3 separate regions of the Homo sapiens genome follow, and regions 1 and 3 are each linked to region 2. Evidence: read pairs that join two places in POLR2A ChIA-PET (ENCODE). Cell type or tissue: MCF 10A. All regions are shown on one strand. Each heading gives the region's core, and the rest is flanking DNA. Links, peaks and the distances in the headings are about the cores only.

Region 1 (7,229 bases), core at 1,038-6,037, 52 kb before region 2:
CCCACCCAAAACCTGGTTTTTCAAAACTGGTGACAGCCCCACATGCACAGAGAGAATATGTAAAGGCTTATGACTCACATGAGGCTTTCTGGGGAGAACAGGGATGAATCCCAAATGGGTTCAAAAATAGCTTAAGGCTGGGTGCAATGGCTCATGCCTGTAACCCCAGCATTTTGGGAGGCCAAGCCAAGAGAGGATCACTTGAGCTCAGGAGTTTTGAGACCAGCCTGGGCAACACAGTGGCACTCCTCATCTCTACAAAAAAAAAATTAAAAAATTAGCCAGGCGTGGTGGCACACCCCCGTGGTTCCAGCTACTGGCAGCTGTGATCAGGGCCCTGCACGCCAGCCTGGGTGACACAAGACCCTGTCTCCAGAAAAAGAAGAAAAAAAAATGGCTTGAGAGCAGGGAAGAGAGACTGGCTTTGGGTGTTATTAAGGTTAAGGAGTGGGGGGGAAATGAAGGCTCCAATGCACATGCTGGGGCCTGCATGGCTTGAACTTGCCTTTAGAGCCAAAAGAGGAAGCACCTGGGCTTTTGAATCAGCCATCCAGGTGTGGGACAGAAGGGGAGGGAAGAGGTGGGGCTTGAGAGCTGACAGTAGTCAAAGATAAAATATGGAGTCAGACTCTCTAGTTCATAAAAACTACATTTACATAGAATGTAAAAAAATGGAAAATTAAAAGAGAATTGACCAACAAAGATGAAATTGCAGCAAAGAAAAAGTGATAACACAGGAAGTGAAACTCGAATTGAGCATTTCCTGCAGTGCCACCCAGTCCTTGTTCTCATCATGCAGGTTTCCTGCTCCTCGCAGAGCCAGCAAAGTTTACTTTGCGGTGTAGGAACTCTCTTCTAGTTGTCCTCTTCTTTTCCACCCTACCATCAACTGGCAGGCTTTGCAAGTGCTCCCATAATAATGGTGCAAACTGGCCAGGTGCGGTGGCTCACGCCTGTAATCCCAGCACTTTGCGAGGCTGAGGTAGGAGGATCACCTGAAGTCGGGAGTTCGAGACTAGCCTGACCAACATGGAGAAACCCCGTCTCTACTAAAAATACAAAATTAGCCAGGCGTGGTGGCCCATGCCTGTAATCCCAGCTACTCAGGAGGCTGAGGCAGGAGAACTGCTTGAACCCGGGAGGTGGAGGCTGCAGTGAGCCGAGATCACGCCATTGCACTCCAGCCTGGGCAACAAGAGCAAAACTCCATCTCAAAAGAAAAATAATAATAATAATAATGGTGCAAACTTTGGCCAGGCACAGTGGCTCAAGTCTATAATCCCAGCACTTTGGGAGGCCAAGGCGGGTGGATCACCTGAGATCAGGACTTCGAGACCAGCCTGACCAACATGGTGAAACCCCGTCTCTACTAAAAATACAAAATTAGCCAGGCCTGGTGGCGCACACCTGTAATCCCAGCTACTCAGGAGGCTGAGGCAGGAGAATCACTTGGATCCAGGAGGTGGAGTTTGCAGTGAGCTGAGATCGCACCATTGCACTCCAGACTGGGCAACAAGAGCAAAACTCCATCTCTAATAATAATAATAATAGGCCATCCATGGTGGTTCACGCCTGTAATCCCAGCACTTTGGAAGGCCGAGGCAAGCGTATCACCTGAGGTCGGGAGTTCACAAGCAGTCTGACCAACATGGAAAAACCCCGTCTCTACTAAAAATACAAAATTAGCTGGGCGTGGTGGCACATGCCTGTAATCCCAGCTATTAGGGAGGCTGGGGCAGGAGAATCCTTGAACCTGGGAGATGGAGGTTGCAGTGAGCCAAGATCGCGCCATTGCACTCCAGCCTGGGCAACAAGAGCGAAACTCCATCTCAAAAAATAATAATAATAAAAAAATAATAATAATGGTGCAAACTCTGAAGTTTACAACGTGGCTCCAAATGTATTACTAGTAGGATCACCATAGTGCAAGTGTTATCACCTTTAGAGACGAGGAAATAGAGATGTCAAGGCTTTTTTTTCTTCTAAGTCATTGGTATCTACTGTTATTTTATACTTCACAGCCACTTAAATTTAGATGCTAAATTTACATCAGAAATACTTGATCTATAATTAGATTTTATTAAATTTACTATGGATAAAAAGGCATTCACACACCCAAATTATTCTGGGCACTTAAAAGCTTTCCGGCTGGGCATGGTGGCTCACGCCTATAATCCCAGCACTTTGGGAGGCCGAGGCGGGCAGATCACCTGAGGTCAGGAGTCGAACTCCTGGCCAACATGGTGAAACCCCGTCTCTACTCAAAATACAAAAAATTAGCCAGGTGTGGTAGCACATTCCTGTAATCCCAGATACTCAGGAGGCTGAGGCAGCAGAATCACTTGAACCCAGGATGCAGAGGTTGTGGTGAGCCGATATCTCACCATTGCACTCCAGCCTGGGCAACAGAGTGAGACTCCGTCTCAAAAAAAAACAAAGCAAAAAAGAGGCCGGGCTTGGTGGCTCACACCTGTAATCCCAGCATTTTGGGAGGCCAAGTCGGATGGATCACCTGAGGTTGGGAGTTCGAGACCAAACTGACCAACATGGAGAAACCCTGTATCTACTAAAAATACAAAATTAGCCTAGCCGGGTGTGGTGGCACATGCCAATAATCCCAGGTACTCGGGAGGCTGATGCAGGAGAATCACTTGAACCCGAGAGGCGGAGGTTGCAGTGAGCCAAGAACGTGCCATTGCACTCCAGCCCGGGCAAAAAGAGCAAAACTCCGTCTCAAAACAAAAAAGTTTTCCAATAACTGAATCAAGTATCAGTATTTAAATTAAAACTTACATTAAAAGTAAAAGTAAACATTCAGGCCTGGCATGGTGGCTCACACCTGTAATCACAGCACTTTGGGGGCCAAGGCAGGTGGATCACCTGAGGTCAGGAGTTCGAGACCAGCCTGGCCAACATGGGGAAACCCCGTCTCTACTAATAATACAAAAATTAGCCAGGAGTGGTGGTGGGTGCCTGTAATTCGAGCTACTTGGGAGGCTGAGGCAGGAAAATCACTTGAACACAGGAGGCGGAGGTTACAGTGAGCTGAAATAGTGCCACTGCACTCCAGACTGGGCGACAGAGTGAGACTCAGTCTCATTAAAAAAAAAAAAAAAATGCTTCAATACATGTTAACTGCTGAGGAACATTACAACAATATAAACAGAAATAAGCTCAAAATGCATGTTGAAGCATTACAAAATACTGAAAAGGAATTTTTTTTTAAATACTGAATTCACAAGCTTATAGTTCACTTCTGTAACACAGCTGTTAACTCTTCCTTGGTTACTTACATAATGTTAGACTGAATTAAGTAGAATTTTCCTATGAAATTAGCTTTAAATAGTGAGTTGACTTGAATAATAATATATGCATCACTGTGCTTCAACATCCAGTCCATTTCTATTCTCTGTGACTTGTGTATGTCAATATATACCAGTGTCTTGTGGTTTCTCTCTTTTCAGTACCATTAGATATACAGTTGATTTTTTTTTTTGGAGACAGAGTCTCGCTCTGTCGCTGAGGCTGGAGTGCAGTGGCACAATCTTGGCTCACTGCAACCTTCGCCTCCCAGGTTCAAGCGATTCTCCTGCCTCAGCCTCCAAAGTAGCTGGGATTACAGGCCCACGCCGCCATGCCCTGCTAATTTTTTGTATTTCAGTAGAGACAGGGTTTCACCATGTCCCCCAGGCTGGTCTCAAACTCCTGAGCTCAGGCAATCTGCCTGGCTCACCCTCCCAAAGTGCTGGGATTACAGGCCTGAGCCACTGCACCCAGCCTTTTTTTTTTTTTTTTTTTTTCGGAGACAGGTTCTTACTCTGTCACCCAGCCTGGAGTGCAGTGATGCAATCAGAGCTCACCACAGCCTCTATCTCCTGCTCAAGTGATCCTCCTGCTTCATCCTCTCCAGTAGCTGGGACTATGGGCATCTGCCACAATGCCCAGCTCATTTTTTTTATTTTTATATATTTATTTTTTTGAAACGGAGTCTTCCTCTGTCACCTAGGCTGGAGTACAGTGGCAAGATCTTGGCTCACTGCAACCTCCATCTCCAAGGTTCAAGCGATTCTCCTGTCTCAGCCTCCCCGATAGCTGGGACTACAGGTGTGCGCCACCGCGCCCAGCTAATTTTTTATATTTTTGGTAGAGACAGGGTTTCGCCATCTTGGCCAGGTCAGTCTCAAACTCCTGGCCTCAAGTGATCCACTTGCCTCGGCCTCCCAATGTGCTGGGATTACAGGCAGGAGCCACCGCACCCAGCCGACCCCATCTCCTTAAAAAAGAAAAAAATCCACATATACATAGACCCACACAGGTCAAACCCATTTTGTTTAAGGGTCAACTGTACTTTTATTATTAGAATTCAATAAGAGATGAAATGAATGCTTGATGCCCCATCTTCAATTCTCCACTTCAGCGCAAGACGAATTGAGTAACAGGGACCAGGTTATATTGGAAAAAAAAAACATTTTTTGACAAAACGTAAGGACAAAAATGGTTTCCAATTGGCCAGGCATGGTGGCTCACGCCTGTAATCCCAGCACTTTGGGAGGCTGAGGCAGGTGGATCACGAGGTCAGGAGATCGAGACCATCCTGGCCAACACGGTGAAACCCCGTCTCTACAAAAAATACAAAAAATTAGCCGGGCATGATGGCAGGCACCTATAGTCCCAGCTACTCCGGAGGCTGAGGCAGGAGAATAGCGTGAACCCGGGAGGTGGAACTTGCAGTAAGCCGAGATCGCACCACTGCACTCCAGCCTGGGCGACAGAGTGAGACTCCGTCTCAAAAAAAAAAAAAAAAAAAAAATGGTTTCCAAGACCCTGAACATCAGAAAACAGAGAGTAATCCCTAAGAGATAGGAAACAAATGAGATGAGTCCTACAAGTGCCCCAGCTAACTGACTTGAGTAGTTTGTAGAATGTGCTACAAGGAAAAATAACTAAGGCAGAGCCTGGCAGATTCCTTGAGTTGAAAAGATAGATTTGATAGTCTGGGGAGACACAGGCAGCTAGAATTCACAGAACACAGCACCAGAGAAGAAAGAGCTGCATGGAGAGAAAACCCCAGAGACCTGCAGCGTCCCACTTGAGAGCTCAGCAGTGTATTGATCAGTACATGAGTATAAGGGCATTACCCACATCTGTCAAAAGAACCATCTAAAAAGATCAGAGGGAATAGTGCCCAGTGCTCACACAGGGCATGGAATAGTGCCTGTTCCTACACCAGGCAGATTAGAAATGTCATAATTCAGGCTGTGCGTGGTGGCTCACGCCTGTAATCCCAGCACTTTGGGAGCCCGAGGCAGGCAGATCACTTGAGGTCAGGAGTTCAAGACCAGCCTGGCCAACATAGTGAAACCCCGTCTTTACTAAAAATACAGAAATTAGCTGGGCATGGTGGCACATGCCTGTAATCCCAGCTCTCAGGAGGCTAAGGCAGGAGAATCACTTGAATCCGTGAGGTGGAGGTTACAGTGAGCTAAGATCGTGCCACTGCACTCCAGCCTGGGCAACAGAGCGAGACTCTGTCTCAAAAAAAAAATGTTGTTCTCCCTCTCCCCTCTCCGTCGTCTCCGTCTCCCGCTTTCCACGGTCTCCCCCTCTCCCTCATCTCCGTCTCCCGCTTTCCACCGTCTCCCTCTGCTGGACTGTACTGCCTCGATTTCGGCTCACTGCAACCTCCCTGCCTGATTCTCCTGCCTCAGCCTGCCGAGTGCCTGGGATTGTAGGGGCACGCTGCCACGCCTGACTGGTTTTTTTTTTGGTGGAGACGGGGTTTCGCCGTGTTGGCCAGGCTGGTCTCCAGCTCCTGACCTCGAGTCATCTGCCTGCCTCGGCCTCCTGAGGTGCCGGGATTGCAGACAGAGTCTCGCTCACTCAGTGCTCAATGTTGCCCAGGCTGGAGTGCAGTGGCGTGATCTCCGCTCACTACAACCACCACCTCCCAGCCGCCTGCCTTGGCCTCCCAAAGTGCTGAGATTGCAGCCTCTTCCCAGCCGCCACCCGGTCTAGGAAGTGAGGAGCGTCTCTGCCTGGCCGCCCATCATCTGGGATGTGAGGAGCCCCTCTGCCCGGCAGCCCAGTCTGGGAAGTGAGGAGCGCCTCTTCCCGGCCGTCATCCCGTCTAGGAAGAGAGGAGCGTCTCTGCCCGGGCGCCCATCGTCTAGGATGTGGGGAGCGCCCCTGCCCGGCCGCCCTGTCTGGGATGTGAGGAGCGCCTCTGCCCGGCCGCCCCGTCTGGGAGGTGAGGAGCATCTCTACCCGGCCGCCACCCCGTCTGGGAGGTGAGGAGCGCCTCTGCCCGGCCACCACCCCATCTGGGAGGTGAGGAGCGCCTCTGCCCGGCGGCGACCCTGTCTGGGAACTGAGGAGTGCCTCTGCCCGGCCGCCCCGTCTGAGAAGTGAGGAGCCTCTCCGCCTGGCAGCCGCACCGTCTGGGAAGTGAGGAGAGTCTCCGCCCGGCCACCCCGTCTGGGAGGTGGGGGGCGCCCCCGCCCAGCAGCCACCCCGTCTGGGAGGTGGGTGGCGCCTCTGCCTGGCCGCCACGTCTGGGAAGTGAGGAGCCCCTCTGCCCGGCCACCACCCCGTCTGGGAGGTGTACCCAACAGCTCATTGAGAACGGGCCATGATGACGACGGCGGTTTTGTCGAATAGAAAAGGGGGAAACGTGGGGCAAAGAAAGAGAGATCAGATTGTTACTGTGTCTGTGTAGAAAGAAGTAGACATAGGAGACTCCATTTTGTTCTGTACTAAGAAAAATTCTTCTGCCTTGGGATGCTGTTAATCTATAACCTTACTCCCAACCCCATGCTCTCTGAAACATGTGCTGTGTCAACTCAGGGTTAAATGGATTAAGGGCGGTGCAAGATGTGCTTTGTTAAACAGATGCTTGAAGGCAGCATGCTCATTAAGAGTCATCACCACTCCCTAATCTCAAGTACCCAGGGACACAAACACTGCGGAAGGCCGCAGGGTCCTCTGCCTAGGAAAACCAGAGACCTTTGTTCACATGTTTATCTGCTGAACTTCTCTCCTCTATTGTCCTATGACCCTGCCAAATCCCCCCTCGGAGAAACACCCAAGAATGATCAATAAATACTAAAAAAAAATTAAAACAAAATAAAATAAAATTTTTGAGGATCAAAAAAAAAAAAAGAAAATGTCATAATTCATGGCCCATTGGGTAAAGTACTCAGGAAGATCTAGCCTTAGCAGTGGGGAATAAT
Region 2 (7,229 bases), core at 1,549-6,548:
ATTATACTACTCTTGATGCTTTTTAGTAACACAGCTTTTGAGAAATGAACGCTGAGGGAAGCAGTGTGTTATCCCCCCAGACTTAGCTACAGCAAGTAAGTGAAAGGACCTGATAGATGGTAATGGAAAACAGCTTTCCTGTTGCATGCAGATCAGGACAGATCCCCTTTGGTGGATATAAATGTAGTAATAATGGAGTAAACATTTAAAATGTTAATATATGCTCCATCTGCAGCTTCTCAGTCTTTTTTTTTTTTGAGACGGAGTCTCGCTCTATCGCCCAGGCTGGAGTGCAGTGGTGCGATCTGGGCTCCCTGCAAGTTCCGCCTCCCGGGTTCACACCATTCTCCTGCCTCAGCCTCCTGAGTAGCTGGGACTACAGGTGCCTGCCACCACGTTTGGCTAATTTTTGTATTTTTAGTAGAGACGAGGTTTCACCGTATTAGCCCTCCTGACCTCGTGATCCACCCGCCTCGGCCTCCCAAAGTGCTGGGATTACAGGCATGAGCCACTGTGCCTGGCCACTTCTCAGTCCTTAATAGCTTTTAGGATAGCTCTGTGTATTGAATTTGGCACGTTGTGTGAATTGGGTTAGAATTCTCACACTTCAGATACATGTGCCCCTGAAAAGTTAAGTACAAATGTGTGCGTTGGTGCATTTTTTTAAATGGAATTAGTGTCTTGTATCATAATTCTTGAGTTCATGACAGCAGGAAGTACTTAAGAGTGACTGAATAGGAATTTTATAAAATTGCTGGGTTGGAAGATACTTTTGAGGCCATTAAACCCAATTTTCAATATTTCCAACAGAAAAGGAAAACATCCATAACAAATATGGTCTATGATCTGCTCACATACTATATACCATGATGGGGAATTTTTGCCCCCAAGATGCATCTTGTGCTTCTCATGTGGTGAACAGACACGAGCAGCAGAAGCTGTGTCCTAAAATTTCTTCAATCTAAAGGATTCACCACGAAATAAGAATATGAATACAAAGCATCCAGCACCAAAATGTATCCCAGTAAAGGGCTTTGGTAAAAAATATAAATAATTTGAACAAGTGTCCAGAGGGGAGATAATGTACAGAAGGAAAAAAGAATAATGGGCTTTTAACTTCTTTTTTTTCCCTCAGTTTTTATCTTTTTCCTATATAGAGATGGGAGTCTCACTATACTGCGCAGGCTGGTCTCGAACTCTCTTGGGCTCAAGTGATCCTCCCACCTCGGCCTCCCAAAGTGCTGGAGTTACAGGCTTGAGCCACTGCTCCTGGCCAGCTTCTACTTTAAACCTCAGCTATTTATCAAGGAAAAAAGAATTTCCCTTCTTTCTACATGAAATTCATCACTCAGTGTTCCCACTCACCCATGCTCCTGTCTGTTTAAATGTCACTTCCTCAGAACCCCAATCTGAGCTAATGCCTATTTTCTGTTTTTCGTTCATTCTAAAATTTGTCATCATATATTTGTACATTTCTTGATTTCCTACTCCACTGTTACTGGACCCACCAAGGCAGGAACTGTGTCTCTTTACCACTACAGTTCCTGTATCTTTTAGGTGCGTAGTATTTCTTGGTGAGTCAGTCAGTCTCCAGACTCAGTCATTTTTCTCTACATTACACATTCTTTCACATTCTTCTCCCACCAGTCTTCCTAGACTTGTTTCATTCCTTCCCATCTTGTCTCCATGTATCTCTTCCCACCATTCATTTTCCAGATAGCATCTAGACTGTTGTGTTAAAAAGCAAAACTCCTTTCACACCACATTCCATTAAATGCCTTCCCACTGGCCTTTGAACACCAAACCAGGCCTTTAAGGCTATGTCATCTCCTACCATTGATCTCAGACCTAGCTGCAGTTGCACAATACAACCCCTGGCTCAAGTCTTCTGCACACATTGTTCCCTCACAGGCAGGAACCCTATGGTGACTGATCAATAATTAAAACTTGCCTTGGGCCAGGCACAGTGGCTTATACCTATAATCCTAGCACTTTGGGAGGCCAAGGTGGATCAGTTGAGCCCAGGAGTTACAGACCAGTCTGGGCATCATAGAGAGACCTTGCCTCTACTAAAAAATTAAAAAAAAAATTAGCCCGGCTTGGTGGCATGCACCTGTGGTCCCAGCTACGTTGGGGAGGCTAAAGGTGGGAGGATCATTTGAGCCCAGGAGGTTGAGGCTAATGTGCCTGTCACACAGATTCAACAGTTACTAATCATGGACAGTTATTCTCCATCTCCCCACCTACTACTTTGTGGACAACTTCAAACAAATCCAAGCCATCACAAATATTTCAAGATGGATTTCTAAAACTTAATTGCTTTATTTTATAACATAACCATAATTCTGTGGGTTCTTTTATCTGGCTGGAACTATTCTGAGGTAGGACTGGCTCATTTGTCCTTGTAGTTTCCCACAGTCTACATCACTATATGCAGTATGTTACTGTTCCCTGTAATTCGTGTTATTTAGTAAGTGCATTCTAAAGACTTGCTTTCTCTCAGTTTTACAAACAGTTGTATTAGCCGGGTGTGGTTGCATGCCAGTGGTCCCAGCTACTCAGGAGGCTGAGGTTGGAGGCTTGCTTGAGCCTGGGAGGTTGAGGCTGCATTGCCATGATCGTGCCACTGCATTCCAGCCTGGGCAGCTGAGCCAGACCCTGTCTCAAAATAATAATAATTCTGTTAAAAACGTAAAACAGGCCGGGCGCGGTGGCTCACACCTGTAATCCCAGCACTTTGAGAGGCTGAAGTGGGTGGATCACAAGGTCAGGAGTTGAGACCAGCCTGACCAACATGGTGAAACCCTGTCTCTACTAAAAATACAAAAATTAGCCAGGGTGTGGTAGCGCACGCCTATAATCCCAGCTACTCAGGAGGTTGAGGCCAGGAGAATCGCTTGAACCTGGGAGGGGAGGTTGCAGTGAGCCGAGATCGTGCCATTGCACTCCAGCCCGGGCAACAGAGCAAGACTGTCTCTCAAAAAAAAAAAAAAACAACAACAACAAACTCCAAACAGGCCGGGCATGGGGCTCGCACCTATAATCCCAGTACTTTGGGAGGCCGAGGCAGGGGGATCACGAGGTCAAGATATCGAGACCAGCCTAGCCAACACGGTGAAACCACATCTCTACTAAAAACAAAAACTAGCTGGGTATAGTGGCATGGGCCTATAGTCCCAGCTACTCGGGAGGCTGAGGCAGGAGAATCGCCTTAACCCAGGAGGCAGAGGTTGCAGTGAGCCAAGATCATGCCACTGCACTCCAGCCTGGGTGACAGAGTGAAAACTGTGTCTCAAAAAAAACCAACCAAACAAACAAAACAGTCAAACATACACAAAAGTAGAAACAAGTGTAATGAAACTCTATGTATACATCAGGAGCTTTAATAAAAATTACTAGTTCATAGCACATCTTGTTTCATGTATATTTCCACTTTCCACGTAATCTGAAACATTCAAGAAATCAGGTATCATCTGCAAATATTTGTGGCTCTAAAAAGGGTCTTTTAAAGAAATAAAATTACAGTATAATGACAACAAAATTTACAATTCTGCAATATAAAATGTCACTGATCATATTATCGAAATTGCTTTATAGTTGTTCTCCAGTTCATTTGAATTAAGATTCAGAGGTCCACAAAATTGCGTTAGTTAAAAGTTTAGGAATTGCGTTAAAAAAATTTTTTTTCAAAGATTTTTTTTCAAAATCTTTACGTGTGTCCATGGTCAAATGTACAAACCAAGGTACGTCCGCTAGTTCCATTTTAGAGGCGGCCTCCCAGAGAGGGGCTGTGTCTAACTTGCTGGCTTCTCTTCCACTCTGCACTGCCCGCCCTTCCCCGTGGCTGGCACTCTGGACTTTCCCCAGGTCGCGCTCGCGCCTGGCTCCCTTCGGGAGAACTCGGAGAAATGTCTTCCCGCCGCCCTGACTCTCTCCTTCCCCCACTTCCTGCCTGGGCCCAGCGCGCGGGCCACGGGGCCGCACCTGCAGGCACGCGTTTCCCATTGGTGACATCTTGGCGGGCCCGGCAATGGCACTTCCTCCTCTGCACCCCGTGACCCACGTCCGGCTGCCGGTCTTGGATCACGAGGCCTCCGCTTCCCGGACTCCGGACCCCGCGCCTCCTCGGGGCCGACGGGCCAGTCCCTGGCGTGGTGAGCCGCCGCGCGGGCGCCCCGGCCCCGCCACTCCAGTCCCGGCCGCCCCCCCCAGGTCCCTTTCCGCCGCCCCGGTCGCTCGGAGACGGACGCAGACCTACGAGCGCCTCTTCCCTTCCCTCCCTTCAGCCGCGCTCGGCCCGCGGGTCCCCGAGCTCCCGCCTAGGCAGCGCTAGCTTGGCGGGCCGGGGAGCAGCCCCCACCCCACCTTGCCGTCGCCCTCGCTCTCGCCCTCAGGGCCCCGGAAGCCCGCCAGGGGCCCCCTCCCCTCCCCTCCCCTCCCCTCCCCCTCCCGCGAGGCGCCCTTCCCTCCGGGAACCCTCCCGTCCCTGCCCCCACTCTCCCCGCTGCGCCGCTCGCTCCGCCCCCCGCCCGGAAGCTCCCGCCCGAGCCCGCGCAGGCCCTGGGGCCGACCTTCCTGCCGGGCCGGGCGGTCCGAGGCTGCTGGAGTGCCGTGAGCAGGCCGCGGGAACGTCGCCGTCACCTTGTCTCGGGGCCTCGGCGCTGCTTCCCGCCAAAACACGTTTACCGCGCGCCCGGGCCTCCCACCTTGCGGAAGGGACCCCACCACCACTTGGATTTCTGTTGCAGGTTGAGAACAAAAACATGCACCTGGAGTTTCCCCGGAGCCCTCTGCGTGGTTGAGCTTCGGTGGAATTTCGGGGCTCTTGGCTGCCAGCCGCGCTTGCCTGGTAGCAACAGAAACCAGTCCTGCTCGCCTCCGTGGTAAGTCTAGAGCATGAAAGTCCGCGGGCCCGGCCGGGTGGACTTTGGTTTGAGAGTGGAACTAAGTGAGTAATGGGGGCGGCGCGGCCAGACGCGCTCCCAGCCTCCTGGCGAGAGTGCTGCCCGGTTTCCCGGGGGCACGGGAGTGTGTCTAGGAGGGGAGGCCAGGATCCTTCCTCGAGTCCTGTCCTGAACAAAAGAAAACGAGGTGGGTGGTGCTTGAACGGCCCTGTTTACTCTGCAGATAGCCGAACTGGTAGGACTCCGGCGCGCCCTATTTATCTTGATTGGCTCTGCCTGAAGGCAAGCGTTAATCCCGTCCAACCTGTATCACTGCGAAGAGCTCGTTCGGGAGCGCTTTTTGGAAATGCAGATTCTTAGCCCCCACCCAGATCTGTTTTAGGGTTGGTGTTTTAATTATCTAGGTGGCCCCCGTGCAAGCTCGATCTGAAAACCTCCGGGTCCAGTCACCTGGGGGAGCTGAGCAGCCCTCCCCGCCCCCAGCGCTTTCTTGGCGCTGCGGACGGGGAGACCAGACTCTTCCTCTGCGTGCGTTGGCGGTGCGCAGTGGCCGTGGTCTACAGGCTTACAGCGGCTGGTCCATTGGGGTAAATGGGTGTACGTGGGTCTGGTTGCCAGCTTGTGCATGTCCCCAGAGACGCCTCAGGGTGTTGGTCTGTGGATCACGCAGGGATAAACAAGGGCATAAGTGGATCAGATCATTAAGATGACTGGGTTCCACCCTTTAGATCCTTGAACAAGTCGGATTGTTGAAGCCTTTTGAAAACCTGATTCCAGAGTACTTGAAACTGTTTCACCCCTGAATAGGTTTCCTAATAAATGTAATGCTTTCCATTTGTACACCCCCCCAATAGTGTCTTAAGTAATAATCACTGGAAGTTTGCAAGACAAGGCAGATTTGATTATCTTCATGTTAAGACAACAGGTTCAGCATAATTAGCTGGTTTTACTAATTCCACATTTCCAAAACTCAAGCAGCTTAGTTCTCAGAATTCCATAGCCCTCAGCCCGTGTCCTAGTCCTTTGGGGCAGCGTTTTTACTGGGATGTTGGTGATCTAGTGATTATGATGTATGTTCTAGTGAAGCATATTTCAAAGAAGTTACCCAATAAAACTGAAAGTGTCTTTTGGATGTGTCTCCACACTGCTTACAGAGGGGTTCCTATAAATCAGACTGAACAATTTCTAGCAAGCACCCTTGCTCCTTGCCCATGCTATCCCAGTGAAAGAGGGGTCTTAAGGTCAAGTCCCCTGTGGTTGTCACTTCTCCCCCACCCATCTCCCTCCCAAGTGCCCTGCCCCCGATATTTAAATTTCCTCCCAGCACTTAGGGTCCTCAGTGTACAAACTTAGAATTGGGCAGAGGCGGGCGGATCACCTGAGGTCAGGAGTTTGGGACCAGCCTGGCCAACATATTGAAATCCCATTTCTACTAAAAATACAAAAATTCGCTGGGTGGGGTGGTGCACGCCTGTAATACCAGGTACTGAGGCAGGAGAATCTCATCAAGAGTAAATCTCATCAAGATCAATAAGGCGTTTCCCTTTTGTTGTGCTCTGTATTGCCCTGTGAAAAGATAATACTTCCAAAATGCTGTTAGGTGGATGGGGTGTGAGATTTAATTTAAACCCACGGGCTATATAAAGGGCTTCCCAGCTGTTTCTGTCCTTACCTGGAGTTCTGATCCCAGAGCCAGTGCCTAGGATCTGAGACCACACAGCCAATATCGCTCTGTTTTTTTTTTAGGACATTTCATTACCATCCAGAAGTGTCTCCCACTGAAGGCATCCGTGGTTGTTTTTAAGGTAAGCTATTTTAAGAAGAGCCCCTTTTCAGCTGCAGTATTTATATTTGTTATACTCAAATTTGTTTAGCAGCCTGGAGTGAAAAAAGTTTTGTCCCTAACATTAACCTTGAGCAGGACACCACAGGGCTCTTTTCAGCTTGAGTTTTAGTTAATGAAAAGCCTTAGGACTTCTGAGAAATGGAACAGAAAACCAATTCTGGAGTAAAAATAAGCAGTAAGTGTTTTAAGTGTACACATGTGTTTTGGAAAGGAATGGTCTCTTCGCCTTGCCTTCAGAGAGGAAGTAATTTTGCTTCTGAAACATTTCCTGATGCAAAACACTTATGACATGTAAAAGATTAGGCATTTTAAGTAATTCTTCTATGAAATGTTTTTATTTTTTATGCTGCTTGTATGTCTTTTTCAGCCTAGCCAGGCCACTGCCTTCTTGAGGAAGGTGTTGACCCCCCTACACATGGGCAACAGTTAATCCTGGCTAATCTTGGACCAGCTGGGTCAAGTCTGTGCTGAGGATGGGG
Region 3 (7,229 bases), core at 1,558-6,557, 200 kb before region 2:
GCTTTCACAGGCTGAGCCTCTGTGCAGTCATAATGCTGCATGGAAGCCACATCATCACTTGCATGGCCCCTCCAGCCAGCCGGGCACCTGAGATGAGAACTGCACCCAACCCAGCACCACAGCTCAGCCCCCAGCAGCAGCCCCACCCTCTGCAACTGGCTTTTGTGCTGCTGCACCTTGGTAGCTAGCTCTGATGGCCCAAATGGCAACCACTGCAGCTGGCATTGCTACAGGCTCTACTGTGGGGCACACACTGGGGGCTTTAGTGGAAGAAATAATGCTGAGCCTCCAAGGCCTGGCCTCACTTACCAAGAACCTCAGGGAACCCGGCCAGCACAGCAGCAGCAGCCTTGCTTCTGAGATGAAACAGTTTTTGGAGCGTGGCCAGAACCAGGATGACATAAAGCTCTGTGAGGTCTCAATGAGGTGCTGAAACAGTGCAGATTTGCAAATGGAATAGCCTAATCAAGAAGTCCAAACTGAAGAAATGAAAATGGCTCTCATGACCAAGTTAATTTAGCATAAAATATAATTGACAGTAAAGGTATAAAGTATAAAACCATCAGTTAAAATTCTCCTCTGTCATTCATATCTTTCCTGCTTCAGAATTACAATGGAAGAGGGTGTTCTCAATGTGTAGAATTTCACCGAGATGGTATAGAATTTTGGGCTGGACAAATATTTCTGTGGTTTCCTTAAACGAGCTGTTGTAATTTTATTGTTTGAGCGTTAATTAGAATAAAGTGATTTTCTCACCACCCCCCCACCCAAAACAAAATTAATATAGGCATGCTGGCTCACATCTGCAATCCTAGCACTTTGGGATTTCAAAGCTGAGGACCTCTTGAGCCCATGAGTTTGAAACCAGCCTGAGCAACATGGTGAAACCCCATCTCTACAACAAATACAAAAAAATTAGCTGGGTGTGATGGCATGAACCTGTGGTCCCAGCTACTTGGGAGGCTGATGTGGGAGGATCGCTTGAGCCCAATAGTCCAGGCTGCAGTGAGCCGTGACTGTGCCCCTGCACTCCAGCCTGGGTGACAGAGTGAGACTCTCAAAAAAAAAAAAAAGCGTACATTCATGCAAATACGAATCAAAGAAAGTTAAACATTTCTTTCTTTTTCTTTTCTTTTTTTTTTTTTTTTGACAGGGTCTCTCTCTGTCATCCACGCTGGAGTGGCAGTCACTGCTCACTGCAGCCTCCACCTCCCAAGCTCAAACCATCCTTCTACATCAGCCCCCCAAGTAGCTGGGACAACAAGCATCAGCCACCATACCCAGCTAATTTTTTAGTTTTTTGTAAAGACAGGGGTCTCACTATGTTGCCCGGGCTCTAAACATCATTTCTTATTTGTCATTGCTCCCGATATGATTCTAACGTACCAGGCCTGGAACAGTGGGCTCACACCTATAATCCCACCACTTTGGGAGGCCAAGGTAGGAGGATCACTTGAGTCCAGGAGTTGGAGACCAGCCCGGGCAACATGGTGAGACCTCATCTCTACAAAAAAAATAAAATAAAATAAAATACAAAAAATAATCAAAATTAGCCTGGTGTGGTGGTGCATGCCTGTAGTCTCAGCTACTAGAGAGACTGAGGTGGGAGGGTCTCTTGAGCTCAGGAGGCTGAGGCTGCAGTGAGCCAACATTGCACCACTGCACTCCAACCTGGGTGAGAAAAGGAGATCCTGTCTCAAAAGAAAAAAAGCCCTGAAAGAATTCACTGCCACCAGACCCATCTTACAAGAAATGTTCAAGTGACTTCTTCAGTCTGAAAAAAAAATCGCTAATGTGAAAAAAATGGAAGTACAAAACACACTAGTAAAATTAAATACATAGAAAAACCCGGAATGCTCTAATACTGTAATTGTGGCATACAATCCACTCACAATTCTACTATGGAGCCCAATAGGCATGAGACAGAAATTTAAAAATAATAATAACAATAAGTACTGCATTTATTCACTCCAAGAAAAGCGAATAAATGCAGTAATTAAAGGTGAAGTGAGAAACACAAGTTTTTCTCTGCTGCAGGCAAGGGTATAGACAGGTCGTGGTGACCTAGCCTGCAGAAATGAACTCCAGACACCCCCAAGCAAGGTTAAAAGAAGAAAAATTCCTTTACTGTCTCTCCTGTATTGTACTATTAGTTATGACTATGTTTGCCAATGCTTGTATTTAGTAGGATTTGCAAAGTTCCTGTTTTTCTTTTGATGCAGCTGCTAGCCACTAGCTATGCAAGGCCACAGGTTATTGCCAAGGTCAGCAGTTATGCTATGGATTACATGACTAGTCACTGTAAAACTCACTGCCTTTGTTTTGCTTTTGAATGCAAGCCTATATAAGCTAAACTCTGTTTTGTTCAATGCTTAGTTTTTGGATGTGAATCCACTGAGCCGGTGCGTGCCTTAAATAAACATCCTCTTATATTCCCCATTTCGATCTCTCTGGTCCTCAGTTTACCACAACATTTTGGCAAGCCAGCCAGGAGTGGAGATGACAGGCTTACTATCTCCTTTGCCTGTGGGGCTGGAGCCCCGGGTCAAGGGAAAACTGTGACCCCAGGCGTGGCTGGGAGAACTTCAGCCCAGAGGGGAGATAGGCTCTCCTGTGACCCAGTGCCCCTACCCAGCAGTGCAACAGAACCTGAGAGGGGCTACAGGAGGATTACCAGGAGCAGCATGCTTCAGGAACCACGGTAAGGTATTGGGGCCCAAGGCAGGACCTGTTCCATAAGGACAGAAGGGGAGCCTGATCACCTCCTGGGGTGTAACTCATAATCCGACCCAGAGAGGTAGGGAGCAGTGAGAGTGGCTCACCAATTTAGATTAAACTCACACCCCAACCAACACAGGATGCGAGAGTGGCTCACTAAGTTGGTTAGGAAAAGGAAATTGGAGGTGGTGAGAGTGGCTCACTACCCTAAATAGGAACACAGGAACTGGGAGTGGGGAGGTGTGTGAAAGTGTGTGAAAGAAACAGTTTCAAAAGGAACCAATGCGGGGAGTGATGTGGGGAGTCATAAATCTCTTAGCGTGCACTGTGTGCTCCAAGCAAAGTGTGGGGCTGACCTGGACTAGTGGCAAGCTGCATGCAACTAATAGGAGCTGCCCCACAGCTCAGAGTTGTGGTGGGAATAAGAACCCCTCCAAAGCTAAGCGGCATCTGAAAACTCCCTCAATAGGAGACAGTCTGGTCAGCCTGAGGCAAAAGGAACAGTGAGTGTACTGCGCCACAAAGGGAGGAATGGAAGGAAAGTCATCAAAACCCACTCCATTGGAGTGCAAGTTACAGACCTTTAAGAAATATTTTGCAGGGGATTATGGAGTTAAGCTGACCCCCCAAAGGTTGAGAACTCTCTGTGAATTAGAATGGCCTCCTTTTGGTATTGGATGGCTGACCAAAGGAACTATAGACAGGGAAATAATTGGCCATGTATTTAAGGTGGTGACAGGGGTCGGAGGACAGCCTGGGCATCCAGATCAATTTCTTATATTGACTCATGGTTAAATATAGTACAAACAAGACTGGCCTGGATCCAGCCCTGTTTAGCAGCTTATCAGAAAACACTTGTGGCCTGAGCTGAGCCAAAAATGAAAGTAAGAGCAGCTTCGCTGGCAGACACAGAGTTAAAGGGAAAGTCCCAGAGGAAGCAAAAGAAGCCAGTCTTGCAGGAGCTGCCAGAAGGAGCAGAGATTCTTCCTCCATGTGTTCCACCCTTTGCTGAGGCCAACAGCCCCCCAAGAACGAAATTCAGGAGCTAGCACACCCCAGGTTTCACCCCAAAGGGAAGGATCGGAGCCTCGAGAGGCCAGGGAAGGAAGTCAAGATAGTCAAGCAGGCCGTCTCAGATCTGACCATGCTTAAGCTATGCAAGTGCCTCTCAGGGAGACGTGAGGACCCATTTATTGTGATGACCAAGGCCAAGTCCAGGGGGGGCAACGGACTTGCATCTATCAGCCCTTTTCAACCACTGATCTCTTAAACTGGAAACACCATACTCCCTCCTATATGGAGAATCCCCAAGCTCTTATAGATCTGATGCAGTCCATCCTTCTGACACACAATCTAACCTGGCCAAACTGCAGGCAGCTTCTTCTCACACTGTTTAACACTGAGGAACACAGGAGAGTAACCCAGGCAGCTCTCCACCAGCTTGAAGCCCATGCACCAGCAGACACAGTGAATGCTCAGGCATACACTCCGGGCCAGTTCCCAGACCAAGATCCCAGCTGGGACCTGGAAGATGTGACCCAGCTTCAGCATTTGCAGAGGTACTAAGAGGCACTTCTGCAAGGGCTAAGGGATGGTGGAAAAGAGGCAATCAATATAGGAAAGATCTCAGAGGTGCTTCAGGGAAGTGATGAGAGCCCTAGCCAGTTTTATGAAAGACTCTGTGGGGTATACCAGCTTTTCACCCCATTTGTCCCTGAGGCTGTTGAACATCAGCATATGGTAAATACATCATTTATAGGACAGGCCCAGGGTGACATAAAGTGAAAGCTTCAGAAACTGGGAGGCTTCTCAGGCATGAATGCCACCCAGCTTATAGAAGTGGCCACTAAGGTGTATGTTAACTGTGACCAGGAGGCAAAGAAGGAAGCAGATCAGAGGCTTAAGAAAAAGGCCAATTTGTTGGCAGCAGCCCTTATAGAAAGAGAGATTAGTAATGTGAGAGGACATGGACATGGACGTGGATGTGGAAGAGGTCTAGTTAGACAGGGATTCAAGAGCTGACCAAGGCTAGAGAAGGATCAATGTGCACAGTGTAAAAAGAAGGAACACTAGAAGGATGAATGTCCAAAAGGCAATGAGGGAAATGGCCAAGGCTGTGAGACAAAGAGGCCATTGGCCAGGGGCTGCTGCACCCTAGAGGAACCAGATACTGATCTAATCGGGCTGGCAGGGGCTGAAGGATATGAGGACTAGGACAGACCAGGATCATTCTCATTGGGCCTCCAGGAGCTTATGGTCACATTAGAAGTTGGAGGACAATTGATGGACTTTATGGTAGATACTGGGGCTGAACACTCTGTAGTAACTCAACCCTTAGTGCCATTATCCAAGAACTATAAAACTATTGCAGGGGCTACTGGAGTCTCAGAGAAGAGGCCATTCTGCCAGTCAAGGAGGAGTGTTATAGGAGGATGAAAAGTTCAGCATGAATTCCTATAGCTCCTAAACCGTCCAGTTCCCTTGTTAGGGAGAGACCTACCTCAAAAACTGCACGCACAGGTTACTTTTGGCCCACAGGAAGATATGACTTTAAATCTAAGTCACCCGAAGGCCATGGTGTTAATCTCTATCATCCCACAGGCTGAGGAGTGGAGACTTTATGGAAAGAAACTACAGGCACCAACGCAGCCTTGTACATAGGATGAAGAGAAATTATTTCAGTTAGTTAGAGAAATTCCTGGAGTTGGGCTGAAGACAATCCATCTGGGTTAGCTGTAAATCAGGCACCAGTAGTAATAGAATTAAAACCAGGAGCAACTCCTGTTCGGGTTCGTCAGTACCCAGTTCCCCAAAAGGCTGTATGGGGCATCTGTAAACACTTAGAGTGGCTCTATAAACATGGCATTTTAGTCCAATGCCAGTCGCCCTAAAATATTCCACTTTTACCAGTACAAAAGCTGCTGCCAGGACCAAGGTCTGATGAGTATAGACCAGTGCAGGACTTGTGTGTTGTGAACCGGGCCACAGTAACCATCCATCCAGTGGTACCCAACCTGTATACTTTAATAGGACTTATTCCAGCAAGTGCTACCTGGTTTACAGTCTTAGAATTAAAGGGCGCTTTCTTTTGTATCCACTTGGCACCAATTAGTCAGCCTATCTTTGCATTTCAATAGGACAAAGAAGCTACACAGTTCACCTGGACTAGGCTCCCACAAGGGTTTAAAAACTCTCCCACAATCTTTAGGGAAGCATTGGCCTCAGACCTCAAGGCCTATACCCCACCAAATGATAACTGCCCCTTGTTACAGTACTTGGATGACCTTCTTGTGGCAGCCCCAAACCGAGAGGACTGTTATCAGGGAAACGAGGATCTCCTCTATCTCCTGTAGAAAGCAGGTTACAAAGTATCTAAAAAGAAAGCCCAAATTTGCCATGAAGAGGTTAAATATCTAGGTTTCATAGTGAGCCACAGGGAATGCCGGCTTGGCTATGAGTGAAAGCAAGCCATTTGTGTGCTTCCAACCCCAACCACCCGACATCAAATAAGAGAATTTTTAGGGACAGCAGGATTCTGCCACATCTGGATTCCAAATTTCCCACTGATGGCTAAGCTGTTATATGAAGCCACAAAGGGGGGAGAAAAGGAGCCCCTCCTTTTGGAAACTAATCAGGAAATAGCAGTCAAACAGATCAAGGAAGCTTTAACTCAGGCTCCAGCCTTAGGACTACCAGACATAACTAAGCCTTTCTTTCTATATGTTCATGAACGAAAAGGAATTGCTGTAGGGGTTCTGATTCAAGTGATAGGGTCATGGCATCACCCAGTGGCATATTTATCCAAACAACTGGACTCCATGGTGCTGGGATTGCCTCCTTGCCTTAAGGCATTAGCCACCACCATCTTGTTAACACAAGAAGCTAGCAAATTCATTTTAGGACAGCAGCTAACCGTCTGGGTGCCACATTCAGTTATAACTTTGATGGATCAAAGAGGGCATCATTGGTTATCAAACCAGAAGATGACTCAGTACCACAGGCTTCTGTGTAAAAATGCTTACATTATTTTAGAAAGAGTGAACACCCTAAACCCAGCTACTCTGCTCTCAGTTGAACCAGGAGCTCCCCTCCATGACTGTGTCAAAATGGTAGATGCAGGTACTCTCCAGTTGGAAAGATCTTACAGACAGACCCCTCAGAGACCCAGATGTCAAGTACTTCACAGATGGGAGTAGTTTTGTGCTAGAAGGGGTTCAACATGCCAGGTATGCAGTGGTAACATTGAACTCAGTATTAGAGACTCAGCCTCTGCCTACTGGAACATCTGCTCATGCCAAGACCAACTCAGTCGTGGAGACCATAACCCAGCGGCACTAGAGGAATTAAAGACAAACATACAGAAATATAGAGTGTGGAGTGGGAAATCAGGGGGCTGACAGCCTTCAGAGCTGAGAGCCATGAACAGGGATTTACCCACATATTTATTGACAGCGACCCAATGATAAGTATTGTTTCTATAGATTATAGATTAACTAAAAGTATTTCTTATG

Evidence for each region. ChIA-PET counts read pairs that join two places held together with the same protein. Peaks named below come from ENCODE experiments on the same cell type or tissue, not always from the same donor. Only the 100,000 strongest peaks of a DNase experiment are listed, where the experiment ranks them.
Region 1: POLR2A ChIA-PET joins it to region 2 with 6 read pairs; 33 of 35 experiments call an interaction of 5 or more read pairs at or near these places.
Region 3: POLR2A ChIA-PET joins it to region 2 with 5 read pairs; 2 of 35 experiments call an interaction of 5 or more read pairs at or near these places.

Annotation. Positions count from the first base shown.
Region 1 is chr10:43,445,567-43,452,795 of GRCh38, reverse strand. All of the region lies in intron 1 of ZNF487 (zinc finger protein 487), which reads right to left. Among named protein-coding and RNA genes, the nearest start is that of ZNF487, 12 kb to the right of the region's middle. In MCF 10A, for the core only: no CTCF peak of the experiment used is centred there; no DNase peak of the experiment used is centred there.
Region 2 is chr10:43,394,110-43,401,338 of GRCh38, reverse strand. HNRNPF (heterogeneous nuclear ribonucleoprotein F) reads left to right here. Exons shown (of 4, transcript NM_001098204.2): 2 at 4,749-4,883; 3 at 6,651-6,709. Among named protein-coding and RNA genes, the nearest start is that of HNRNPF, 11 kb to the left of the region's middle. RefSeq lists enhancers at 1,775-1,914, 2,453-3,338, 4,673-4,942, 5,115-6,002 and a silencer at 4,093-4,552. In MCF 10A, for the core only: no CTCF peak of the experiment used is centred there; DNase peaks (open chromatin) are centred at 3,968, 4,488 and 5,008.
Region 3 is chr10:43,591,767-43,598,995 of GRCh38, reverse strand. It overlaps the pseudogene LOC107984165. Among named protein-coding and RNA genes, the nearest start is that of ZNF485, 11 kb to the left of the region's middle. RefSeq lists an enhancer at 3,361-3,440. In MCF 10A, for the core only: no CTCF peak of the experiment used is centred there; no DNase peak of the experiment used is centred there.